Linked DNA regions of Mus musculus: region 1 is linked to region 2. Evidence: chromatin contacts called from ENCODE Hi-C or POLR2A ChIA-PET data. All regions are on one chromosome and are shown on one strand. Each heading gives the region's core, a stretch centred on a gene start or an enhancer-like site at or near the end of the contact. The rest is flanking DNA. Distances are from core to core; before and after follow the strand shown.

What was found. Hi-C counts contacts between places; a loop is a spot of excess contacts on that map. ChIA-PET counts read pairs that join two places held with the same protein, here RNA polymerase II (POLR2A).
Region 1: a loop to region 2 is called in a map of heart, with 2.9 times the contacts of the local background. The contact joins two enhancer-like sites. A Hi-C loop is called at or near these places in 1 of 37 maps with a recorded cell type or tissue (heart). POLR2A ChIA-PET finds 5 or more read pairs at or near these places in 1 of 5 experiments (Patski).

The regions. Positions count from the first base shown.
Region 1 is chr13:63,148,536-63,154,550 of GRCm38, reverse strand. All of the region lies in intron 5 of Aopep (aminopeptidase O), which reads right to left. Among named protein-coding and RNA genes, the nearest start is that of Gm30409, 19 kb to the right of the region's middle. Within about 2 kb of position 3,095, at least 1 of the 3 ENCODE cell types and tissues checked has a DNase peak (open chromatin) inside an H3K27ac peak, as active enhancers do; it is heart, where a contact is called at or near this core.
Region 2 is chr13:63,109,919-63,115,892 of GRCm38, reverse strand. The region is part of intron 5 of Aopep (aminopeptidase O); the gene reads right to left. Among named protein-coding and RNA genes, the nearest start is that of Gm46422, 18 kb to the right of the region's middle. Within about 2 kb of position 3,117, at least 2 of the 3 ENCODE cell types and tissues checked have a DNase peak (open chromatin) inside an H3K27ac peak, as active enhancers do; they include heart, where a contact is called at or near this core.

The DNA of each region.
Region 1 (6,015 bases), core at 1,846-4,345, 39 kb before region 2:
GTTGTCACACATGATACAATAACTCTGTTATCACTCAGAGCTCTCCCGGTAGCCAATGTCCATGTGGGACCGACCCTGCTTTCAAGCTTTCAGTGACTACCCTCAAGGGTGTTAAGCAAACTTGGGACATAAGGGATAACGACAACTTTCCTTCCCTCTTTCTGACTCTGAATGTCAGAATCACTTACTCAAGGTACATAGACGTTTTAAAGCATCGTTTTCCTCAGTAGCTAGTAAAGAAAACAACACACCTCAGTCCACTTTGAGGATCAACAGTCAATGTCCCTTTGCTAGTAGGTCCCTTAGCATAGACAGCACCCCACAACAGAGAGCTTTTAGAATGTCTAGGCTACCATGACCTTGGTTTGGTATGCAAGGCCCACTCACAGGTGCACAGTCCAATCCTGTATTCTCAGACCCAAGCAATCGGCTCAGGCTTCCCTTCTGTCAAAACCCCTGGAATTCTTATGCCCTGGAAGAGGGATCACCTACCTCAAGGAAGATAATCACATTGCTAACATCTTCACACTAAGAGCAAAGATTTTGTTGTTATTGTTTTGCTTTCTTAAACCATAAGTCATTGAATGTATTGTTTTTCCAGATGAGAGTTATGCAGGATTGCCATTTTAAATCTCAAAGTAACAGCCCCTCTCTTGAATTCTCTGCCACATGCTCTGTGCTATAGGTGTGTGTGTGTGTGTGTGTGTGTGTGTGTGTGTGTGTGTGTGTGTGTGTGTGAAATAGGCAGGCCTGGGCTGCTGAGAGCCTCAGCAGATCTATGCTCCTCACTTTCCCAGCATGGTGGAGGCTGGCCACTCCTCTGCAGAGGACAAGTGTACTAGATGCCTGAAGCTTGTATCACGCCCAGCCTGAAAACTGTCCCTCTACTGCTCCTTAATGCGACCCACCCAGCCAGATTAGAGTGTTGTGTCCATTAATTTAAAACATGCCTCCAGCAGAGAAGGAAGGAGGCCTTTGTGACTCCCAGAAGCTGCTCCCTTCCTGAGGGAGGAATTCAATTTGGAAAGGAAATGGAGAATTTCATCAGATCTTAAGTAGGAGCTAGTGTTTGATTTATTTCTGCTTTTTTTCCAGGGAGGCCTGACCAGCATGGCCCCATCCTGCTGGAGAGGGGGAGAGGGGGAGAGAGGGGGAGAGGGGGAGAGGGGGGGAGAGGGGGAGAGGGAGGGAAAGAGAGAGGGAGAGAGAGGGAGAGAGAGAGAGAGAGAGAGAGAGAGAGAGAGAGAGAGAGAGAGAGAGAGAGAGAGAGATTGATTTAGCAGCTGAGCCCAAAAGCCTCAGCACCAGGTCACCACAGGCTGAGTGGACAGAAAGAGAGATTGGGAGTTTCCAGGAGCAGCAGATCCTGGGTCTTGGGTGGAAGGTGGGGAGGGAGTTGTGAGGATTGGAGGTGAGGGAGATGGGATGAGGAGTGGTCAAGTACACTTTTGCAGAGGTGTCATGGAGACATATTTACCAAGCTTGAATTTCTTGTGAACTTAATATTTTTCTAAATTTCAACAACAAATGGCGTCCACCATCAATATGCTTAGAGAAAGAGAGAACTTGGAAGGAGAAAGGAGCCCTCCTTTCGCTAGTATCCACCTGGATGATTCCAAAGACCTTAGAGTCAATCACATAAAAGCAACCTTCTCTGGTGTGGTTTAATAGCTGACATGGTTTGGACAACTGCAGTAAATGGGCATAGGGGGCTGGGTTGGAGTAATCTCAAGAGGAAGTCCTGTGTCCCGTCCCCCCCCCCCCCAATTCGCACCTGCTTCCTTCTTCCTCCATAAGTTGCCTGCCCAGCAATGCCCATAAGTGCACTTACCATCAGTTCCTGTCCCTGGAGTCAGACCCTTCAGTCCCTCTTTGTTGACTGTGGTCTAATGTAAGGAATGTATCTGTCACCTCAAAGGCCACAAAGGATGGCCTAGAAATGCTGGCCATTCTTACCCCCTCTACCTCTGTGACTACTCAACAGGGAACGGCCACTTTCCATCTTCCTCATCTGTGATGCACTGTAGCAGATGAGTCTTAAAAGTGTGTGGGGGAGATGATCAGGTTTTTTTTTTCCTTTTCTTTTTTTAATATTTATTTATTGATTGATATACATCCCAAATGCTGCCCCCTCCAAACCCCTCTCTCAGAATCCTTCCCCCATATCCCATCCCCTTCTTCTCTGAGAGAGTGGGGTCCCCTGAGCTCCCCCTCCCAACATCAAGTCTCTGCTAGATTAGGCAGATTTTGTCTCATTGAGGCCAGACAAGGCAGCCCTGTTGGGGAAGGGATACCACAGTAAGGCTACAGCTTTAGGGAGAGCCCCTGCTCCAGTTGTTGGGGGGATCACATGGAGACTGAACTGCACACCTCCTACATATGTGTCATGTGTCCAGGGTCTCCTTCTAGCCTGTGAAACTACCCTTAACATAGTTCTCAACAGCTTGAGAGAAAATTGTTACATCCAACGAGTGTTTCAGGAAACATAGGTTTAGCAGAAAAGGCTATTGTTATTGCTAGTTGCTGCCCCACCCTCCTCTCTGTGTGTGTGTGTGTGTGTGTGTGTGTGTGTGTGTGATGGTACAAGTGTGAAGGTCAGAAGACAATGTATCAGCTTACAGAGTCAGGTCCTCTCCTTCCAGCAAGTGACTTTACCTGCTGTAACTCACCAGCCCAGTACATTTAATTATTCATTTATCTGGATGCATATTGGCTCAAATGGCCACTATGACAATGGCAGAGGAACTGAGGACTGCCCCCGAGCTCCAAGCTTTACCGTTTATCAATACAGTGTGCATGTGTGGAAGTCAGAGAGAAACGCTGGGTGTTCCTTAGGAGCTGTCCACCTCATACTTGGAGACAGTCTCTTTCATTACCTGAGACTCACTAACTGGTTCTCTAGGCTCCAGGGATCCTCCTGCCTCTGCCCCCTGAGCACTGGGGTTACTCACATGGCTCTCCTGCTGCGTTTTCATGTGGTGATCAAACCAAGCGCTACTTGAGCAGCAGTTTCCTCAGCCCAGCATGGCTTCCTGCTCCCCTTTCCTAAGGACACACCCTGCTGGCACACTAAGGACACACCTCACACTGAGCTCCTCCTACACTCGCTCTACCCTAACCGTAGAAAAGGTGGTTATTGCCTCAATTTACAGATGTTGAAGGTAAAGTGCACAGAGTTCTGCTCTCCAGGTTGGCAAGCAAGGTCACTAGCTCTCAGTGAGCAGGCGATGCAGCCCAACCCAGTACTGACTGAAGCTCATTCTGGTCTACTCTGCCAGACTCCCTGGGCTTAGCTGTAGCTGCTAGGCTCCTGGCTTTTCTGTGCAGCTCAAGCCCCTGGTATGATGACCTCAGGTTTCTCAGTGTTTTATCAGCAGAGTCATGGAAATAAAAACACCATCCGTGCCTTAGGATCTTTGTCCCCTGTGACTACATCACAGCCAGAACTGGCCCGATAAAACAGGCCTTTGGATCAGCAATGCTTTAGTGTCTTCCCGGGAAGAAGGGAAGAAGAGAGGGAGAGATACTACTCTACAACTATGCCCTGTGTTCTCCTTAGAGAAACAGGTGAGGCCAGCTTCTGGTACATGGCTCCAAAGGCCCTGGAAGGGCCACACACCTATTTTAACTACAGATGGATATTTGTGGGGGTGGGGCAGAGTGGAACAATCATAAACTAAATGTGCTAAAGAAGTCAAGATAGCAAAATGAGGGTAAATGGAGGACCAGGGATAAGGAAATGAAGGAGGGAGGAAGTAGATAACACAAAATTAAACAGAAAAACAAAACCGAAAACCAAGGATATGGAGGAGGAGAAAGGGGAGGAGATGGTAGGCAGGCAACAAGAACCGAGAGCAGGGGCAAGTCTCCTAAGCTGCAAGAAGCAGCAGGAGACTTTAGAAGTAGCAGAGGCAAACTGGGAAGCAGACATTGGAGGGAAGAACACACTGTATGTTAAACAGAGTAAGCCAGTCAGGCATGGTGGCTGGGGTGGTAGCAGTCAGTTTATCCCAGTTAGCTTCTCCTTGCTGTGATAACACACTGGTCAAAACTGACTTGCTAAGAAGGGGTTTTATTTCATTTATCTCATACTTCTATGTCAGGAGGCAGGAACCTGAACGTGGGAACTGAAGCAGAGACTATAGAAAAAATGTTGCTTACAGGCTTGCTTGACTGATCTTTCAAGCAGCCCAGGTTGAGTCCTCCTCTACAATTAGTGGTCGAGAAAATGCCCCACAAACCAGCCTGCAGGCCACTCTGATGAAGGCAGTTCTTCAGATGAGAGTCCCTTCTCCCAGGTGGATCTAAGCTTGTGTGAAGTTGGCAAAACTAAGTAGCACACAACTTGACTGGTTTTGTTCTCTACAGAATCCTGACTAACATAGTGCTACACACCTTGAATACCAGCACTTAAGATGCGGTAGCAGAAGGATCATCTCAAGGTTCAAGGTTATACTGGGCTATACTGAAACTGTCAAAAAAGACAACAACAACAACAAATTCAAATTAAACCTATCTAAACAAACAAACAACAACAACAACAACAAAAACAAAAACAAAAACATTAGGCCAAGGTTATCGGCTCTCCAAGCTCATAGTCCCAGGTTTGACACTTAAGTTGTCTAAATGGCCCACACCTAGGTCCCACTAGGGATTGTGGTCAGTGCTTGTGGGAGACAGGGTCAGGCTCTAAAGCAGATGCACTGGTGACAGGAGAGAGGCTTCCTAGTGAGTCTGGGAAAGAAATGAGTCTTTGGGGATGAGACAGTGTTGTCATTTCGTTGTTGGGCTCAGTGTTGCTGAGAATAAGTAGCTGCCAACACCAGTGCCAAGACCACCTCACCTGGCTTTGGAAGGCCGTGTCCAACAGCAAACCAGCAGCTTCTCAGGTGCTGAAGGGATTGGTGAGTGGCAGGCACTTTATGTCTGTCCCACCAAACAGTACTACATATACACACAGAGACTATGGCCTAGACTTTACCTCTCAAGCAACCACCCATGCAGAGTTAAGACTCCACTATGGGGGGCTGGATACACCTTGCTGAGACTGTCTTTCCTTAAGAAGCAGACAAGGGTGTCTTTGCTCTTCTGAAAGTTCAATGAAACTGCATTTGGGTATTTTGTGTTTAAATGCTAAAGAATTAAGGCAGGAAAAATCAGTATTTGATTGAGTTTCCCAACTTCTTAAAGAACATGAGCTGCTAGTGGTTTCTGGATTCTCAAAGATGAAAGCAGATATATATTTCTCTTTCTTTTCTTTTCTTTTCTTTTCTTTTCTTTTCTTTTCTTCTCTCCCTTCCTTCCTTTCTTCTTTCCTTTCTTTCTTTCTTTCTTTCTTTCTTTCTTTCTTTCTTTCCTTCTTTCCTTCCTTCCTTCCTTCCTTCCTTCCTTCTTTCTTTCTTTCCTTTTTTTTTTTTTTTTTTTTTTTGTTATTGGCATACAGGCCACTCTGTTTCTAGTATTTCAGAGACACAACCAAATGTACCATAAAAGCAAATATTGACTGTTTTGCAATGTGTGTCTTGACCTGTCTTTAATTACACTGGTGCAGAAAGCTGTATGTTTCCTGCTGGACCTAGAGAACTTTCCTGAAAAGTACATTTCAATTAGCATCCACTGAAGCACACAGATGACAAAACATAATTCTCTCTACTTCCTCACCTCTCAACAAGAGTGAATATGTTTGTTCCTATAGAGCTAATCAAGTGAACTTCCACCATGACACAGGACATGTCTTTATTTAACACAATTATGCATGCTTTGCTTTGTCCCGAGACAGCAATACAATAGTGGGCCAAGAACTGAACTATGAAACACACTGCATACGAGAGTCTGTTATCTATGGTTATATTACATGGAAGCCTGGAAACTGCCTCATGAGGAGACAAGTCTGGACAGTCTGGACCCACCTTTAATAAGAACAGCTTGATTATGGTTTCCTTTGAAATGGATTCGCTGGATCTACAAGTCAAGCCTCCCTAAGATCTCCATCTAGAAAAATAGGCTAGGGGGTTC
Region 2 (5,974 bases), core at 1,868-4,367:
AATTCATGTTAATAATTTTTACATTCTTTCATTTAAAACTAACATTAGATAGCAAATAAGATACATCCTAAATGAGGTAGAGTGAAGAAGAAAGCAAAAAGTTTTATATTAATATCTTTTAATCTCCCCCCCCCCCCGCCTTTGCATTAAGGAGACCACATTTTTATTCTTCACTGAGGCCTACAATCATGTAGCCAGCTGCTATTTATGAACAAGTTCTTCCTGAAAGAAGTCAGGCTTCTACTAGCCTAAAGCTGGTGTTTTAAAGCTGTGGTAACAGAGGTCACAGCTTTAGCTTTTAAAAATCCAGGGCAGGAGGGTCAGGCGTTCAAGGCCAGCTGGGGCTGTATACTAAGGTTGTCACAGGAAATCCAATAAGTTAATCAATTAATACATGCACTTGAGAGACAGAGGCAGGATAATCTTTTTGGGTTTAAGGCCAGCACTGGCTACACATTGATAACTGTCTTAAAAAAAAAAAAAGTAGTTAACTCAAAATATTTAGGGACATTTCCTGGCAAGCATTTCAGGAAGTGTAACTCAGACTATCCCCCCATACTCTTGGCAATGCTCATCACTTTTCTGAAACAGTCTTTTCTCCAAGTACCAGAAACTGACAAGTAAGCTCACAGGTCTCCAGGCTGCATCAGCACCCAGGAGTGCACCACAGATCCCTCTGAAGGCTGCCGAGGCTATCAGTATCCCAGCTCTCTTCTCAAAGCTCCCTATACCCCAAATATCCCCTGAAGGACTCAAAAGTCAGAGACACCTGACATAGCACTGTAGAGCGTGAAAGTGCAATGTTCTAAACTATATTCTATCCCTTGGCAGAAGTGAAGCTGGTGAGATCTGCCTTCCAGTCTGCTATGCCTCTGACTCTGGTAGAGTTCACTATATCTGACTGTCTGAGTAAATGGAAGGTAAAGCCTCCCAGAGCCTCCAAGTGGCTTCACTGGGGAAATGAGCCCCAGCTCCCAGAATATTTTACATCAATGGATCTCTTGAAGTACTGATTTTGGTTTTAAACAGCAGTGAGTTTGTCTGTTTGCAGCTTTGAAATTTTACTTAACAAATGATCAACAAATTCATAAATTGGTGTCCACAGGGCCAACCTCCCAAGTATTCTGCCTGCCAAAATGCAAGACAGCTAGGGGAGCATGAGTTGAGAAAATAGGAAGGATTTATATTATAAACATATTACTGTCCAACCACTCATTCTTCTGGCTGGCCTGATGTTATAGCTTTGATTTTCCTAACATGTTTAATATGAAAAGGAACTGGTTTAAATTACCCAGTTCCAGATAAGTCAATGTATCAATGCATGAGAAGCCAGGTCTGTACCCCAAAAGAACGGCCCTTGATGATCTGAAGTACAGTAGAGCCTGTAGGGGTGGGGAGGGAGCTCTCCAGGGAGCATAGCTCTACTTTAACTCCAAGGCTAGGTATTGGGGAGGGAGCATGCAGCAATTCTGACTAAAGGGCCAGGTATCTCTCTGAGATTAGAAAGTAGACAGAAGCACAAAACTATTTATCAGAGTAGGAGGCAAACTTCTCCACTTTTAATATTCATAAAGTGCACAATAGGAAAATTGGAAGAGCCCTTTCCTTTGCAAATATTAGGCAATATGACCTCTAAAAGCAAACACCCTGTGAGACTATTACATAAACCAAATGACTACAAGGTCTAGGCCACAGCGGCATGGAGACGCTGCAGTACTGTCAGCCCAGTACCTGGAAGAGCCAAAGCTTCTAACCAGAAGGGAAGTAAACACTTCCTGATGCACAGAAAGAAATGGCTGCTGTCCCCTAAGCAAAGGAGGTTTAAAATAATTCAGATCTGGGGGAAAGTTTTTGTTAAGTCCAATGAAGAGCCCTTGGCTGTTTCAAAGCTGAGCCCTCAGAACTAAATTTAATCAAACTGCAGCAGCCGGCTGAAAAGCAGATAATAGAATTTGGCCTAATGTGTCATTAGCTCATGTTCACTTCAGTGGATTAGCTCCCAGCAGCATCGGAAGCAGATCTCAACGTTTGCTGGGTTAGATCTACAGCCAAAGGATCTACAGCCATGAGCAAGTCTAAAGAATTTCACACTAGCCTTCTGAATTACTTGGAGAAAGTAACTTAAAAAAAAAAAAAACCAAAACTTTTCATTTTATAATCTCATTATGAATCATTAAACTCTTCAAAACCCCTTAAGCACATACTTTTTAAAATACAGTATTAAAAAAAAGCTATAAATGGTGCTGGTTACATTTTAAATCAACAAATAGCTTTTATTTGAAAACCAAAAATTAGGGTTTAAAGTCATTCATTTGATGTGCTTCACACTAAAATTCACTTAGTCAAATAAGTTTCCTTTAAAAAAAAAATCCTCCAATTCTAGGAAGTTACTGAAACCATCATCTTCTAAGGCTTCTTCTCAAAGTACACAGTCTAGAATATTCATCTAGAAAGCGGCCTCACCACGGCTACTCACATTGATAATCAAATAATAAGCTTCATTTGTAAAATTCAAAATGTGGTTTGCAGATGCCAGGAGGCCTGGGGAGAGTCATCAGAGAGGAGCCCTGCGCTTCCTTTGTGCGTGGAGCTAACAGGATTAAGGCTTGAAGAATTGAATAAAGCCCTGGGCTGGTTAAGATGGATGGATCACATTTCAGGTTCCCATTTCATAATGGGCATGCCCCACATTTCTCAAAATAAAACACGCCAGTGAGCTCATTCCAGTGACTGTGCTTCCTGACATTCATTTTGGAAACTTTAAAATGGATTCTGTGTCCAGATCCTCTCTTGAGCCACATGGTTCTTTGTGTAGCTGGGCTGCCTGGTTCAGGCAGCTTCTTGCTTCATAGCCAGTGGTTTCCTGCTATGGTCCAGTTACATGGCAAAGAAAGTAGAGATTACCATGCCGAAGGATTTCTGTCTATGGACTTATGGTTTCTTACTTTCCAACTACGTGGTGATTTGCACCGGCCCTAACCTGTAAATGTAAAATGTGCAATATCAGCCATCTTCCTCTAGGCAGCGGGCTGAAGCACGGCTCTGCTGGTTTGCACCCTCAAGGTGGTTATTATCAAGTAGAATCTGTGGTTGGAAAGTGTCCAGCAGTAGCACAAACTGTCTAGAAGAGATTTTCATATAGGAGTTCCAACAGCTGTCTGTTAGGTCAGATTTCTGTGAGAACCAAGGCACACATTCTCAACTGTACACAGCTGTCCCGGATTAAACAGGAACAGTTTCTTAAAGTGACAACAAAAGTCCAAGTGTAAAGGAAGACAGTGTGAAGCGCATCAAAAGTGTTCAGCCCAGGCATTGCCACTGTGCACAGCATCAAGCCATGCTACCAGTCAGCGGGCTTAGAGGCTGTTTAGCCACCATGATGGCCAAAGCTTTGCTTATTAATTAGCAACTTATTAACACCAAAGTGCCTATGGACTAAGACACATTTCAATTCCATAATAGATTCCCTCCGCTTGAAATTCCTCTATTACAGAAAAGCAGTCTGTTTAAAGCACAGTGCTTATTAAATGAAGGATACACAGAAACTGTACAGAAACAGAGCATCAGAATTTGGAGAGGAAGTTAAAGAGAATTAAAACAAGCTGTGATGATCTTAACAAAGACACACAGAACCTGTTACTAGGCAGAGACATTTGGTCAAATTTCCTGTTTTCCCCCAAGTCCTGGTTTGGCTTGAATATGTTGTCAGTGCACAGTTTCCTGCTGCTGATTCATGCTGCTCACGTGTAAAAGCCAGGGACAGTCCTAAGACTTATCTAAGGACTTTTCTCTTCTCCAGACTTTGGTCTTCACCATAACCGAGATGATAAACTACAGATCTAAATTGCTGAAAATTGTAGCAAGTCCCCAGAAAATCACTAAGGTGAGTCAACACAGCCATGGAACAGTCTCCCTCTAGCCCTCAACCACTTCAGTCCAAGACTGCAGAGATAGTTGTGAACTACTACCAAGAGCATTAAACCACAGCCAAGTAAGTGTCACCGATGGCTCTTTGTTTAAAACAAACAAAAAGTTCTCTGCAAAAGTCTGATACTACGGCAGACTACTATAAAATCAAAGACCATTGCATACAGAGTGGAAGAAAATAAAAAGTCCTCCCTTGGGAAAGAATCCAAAACATTAACATTTCTCAGGATATTTTACAAATCATGCTGCTTCATTAAACACATGCCACTGGGAGTCTCCTCTATTACTAACAACACTTTTCATAATGACCTTCACATGTTTAAATCAATGGCTGCCGAAAACGTGCATTTATATTACATAAACAAAACCTAACATAAACATGCCCAGATAAAAAACTTTATAGAAATGCCTGGCTACAATTCCCCAATGTAAATAGACCTCATGAATGGCCCAGCAAAAACAATTTTAGTGTATTTTTATCCCCCAAAGCAAAAGGCACAGTCCAAAAGCAGACAGCTCTGCTGAAAACTGCACTCCTAACACACGAATAAGCAACTCTAGTGATGTTCAATGCACCAACTGGTTTTGATCCAGGGAAAGCCATGAGACTTATTTTCTATAAGCACCTGCTATTTTCTCATTGAGCCCTTGTTCAGTTACTTGTTCTCTTGTTTATTGCCTATCCACCTCAAATTATAAATTTCCTTAGAATAAAGACAATGATTGTCTTGTTTTCTGCTTTCTCTGCTTATCCCACTGAGCACACAGAAGATGCAAGAACTGGTTTAGCCATCTGCTCTCTGCACTGAAACTGTTCTCACCAGAGTCCAGCTGTTTCCCTGTAATGCCTTAGTACTTCCAAGTTTCATGGACTCACACTGCAGCCTCTCTTGCAACCTCACTCATCTTCCAGCCTCCCTTGCAGCTAAGTAGCACTAAGACTGAATAAGCCAAAGTACTGGCAGGGTATTTACTCTGAGGCCTTGGCTCATTGTTAGCTCGCTTAGAGTGCCTGAAGCCCTAGGTTCAACCTCCAGAAACACCAAAACAAATGGACAAATATTCTACAGCAGCTTAGAGAACCTCCTAAGGACAGGCAATGCAAGCTCCTTGCATCTTCTAGCTGGATAGAATAAGTAGACAATGGCTGGAGCTTTGACAACCATTGAGAATCATGAGTTGATCTTGAGAATAAAAAGTATAGGTTAGGATGGTAGAAGCACTGTGCTTTCTGACACAGTGGAGAACCACAGCCTGGCCTCTCTGTCTCTAATCTCACAAGGGAAAATAATTAAACTCCTATTTCTAAGTTATTTTGAGTTTTCAGTCACATGTACCCAAACCAAATCTTACCATTACATTGTGAAACAGCTTGAAGAACAGGCCATGGAGATTTTTCTCCGTGTGTTTTTAAACCCATTATTTAATAAACAAGCCAAGAACTTACTTGGTTGAATGGGCTAGCATTTGTGAGCACAATGCTTTGCTCCCAGAATCTGGAGACTGTGGGAGAACATAAAGAAGTTCAAAATGGAACTACCCACAACAGCTTAAAGACTTAGTTTGTCATAGTGGCTTATACCTGTGACCCCAGCACTGAAGGCAGGGCAAAGAGGGTTGGGGAGGGGGTGCTGAGTCAGGAAGATCATGAATTTGAGGTAAGCCTGGACTACATAGCAAGTTTCAGGCTAGCTTCAGCTACAGAATGAGAGTTTGTTTTAAAAATAAAACAAAACTCCCAAAGAAATAGGGGTAGCAATATATTTTAGCTGATAAAGGTGCTAGCCATCAGAATCAAGGCTGACAACCTTATAAGTTCTTATAGGACCCCCACATAGTGGAAGGAGAGGACTGACTCCTACAGCTGTCCTCTGAACTCCACATGCATGCTATAGTGCATATATATGAACTTACACAAGTTTTAAAAGCAATAAATTATCCAATGAGAAAAAAAATACAAGTACAACCCTCCCTCCATCCTCAACACACTTATCTGTGAGAATCCAATTCTGGGAGCAAGGTGCTGTGCTCACAAATAATACAAACA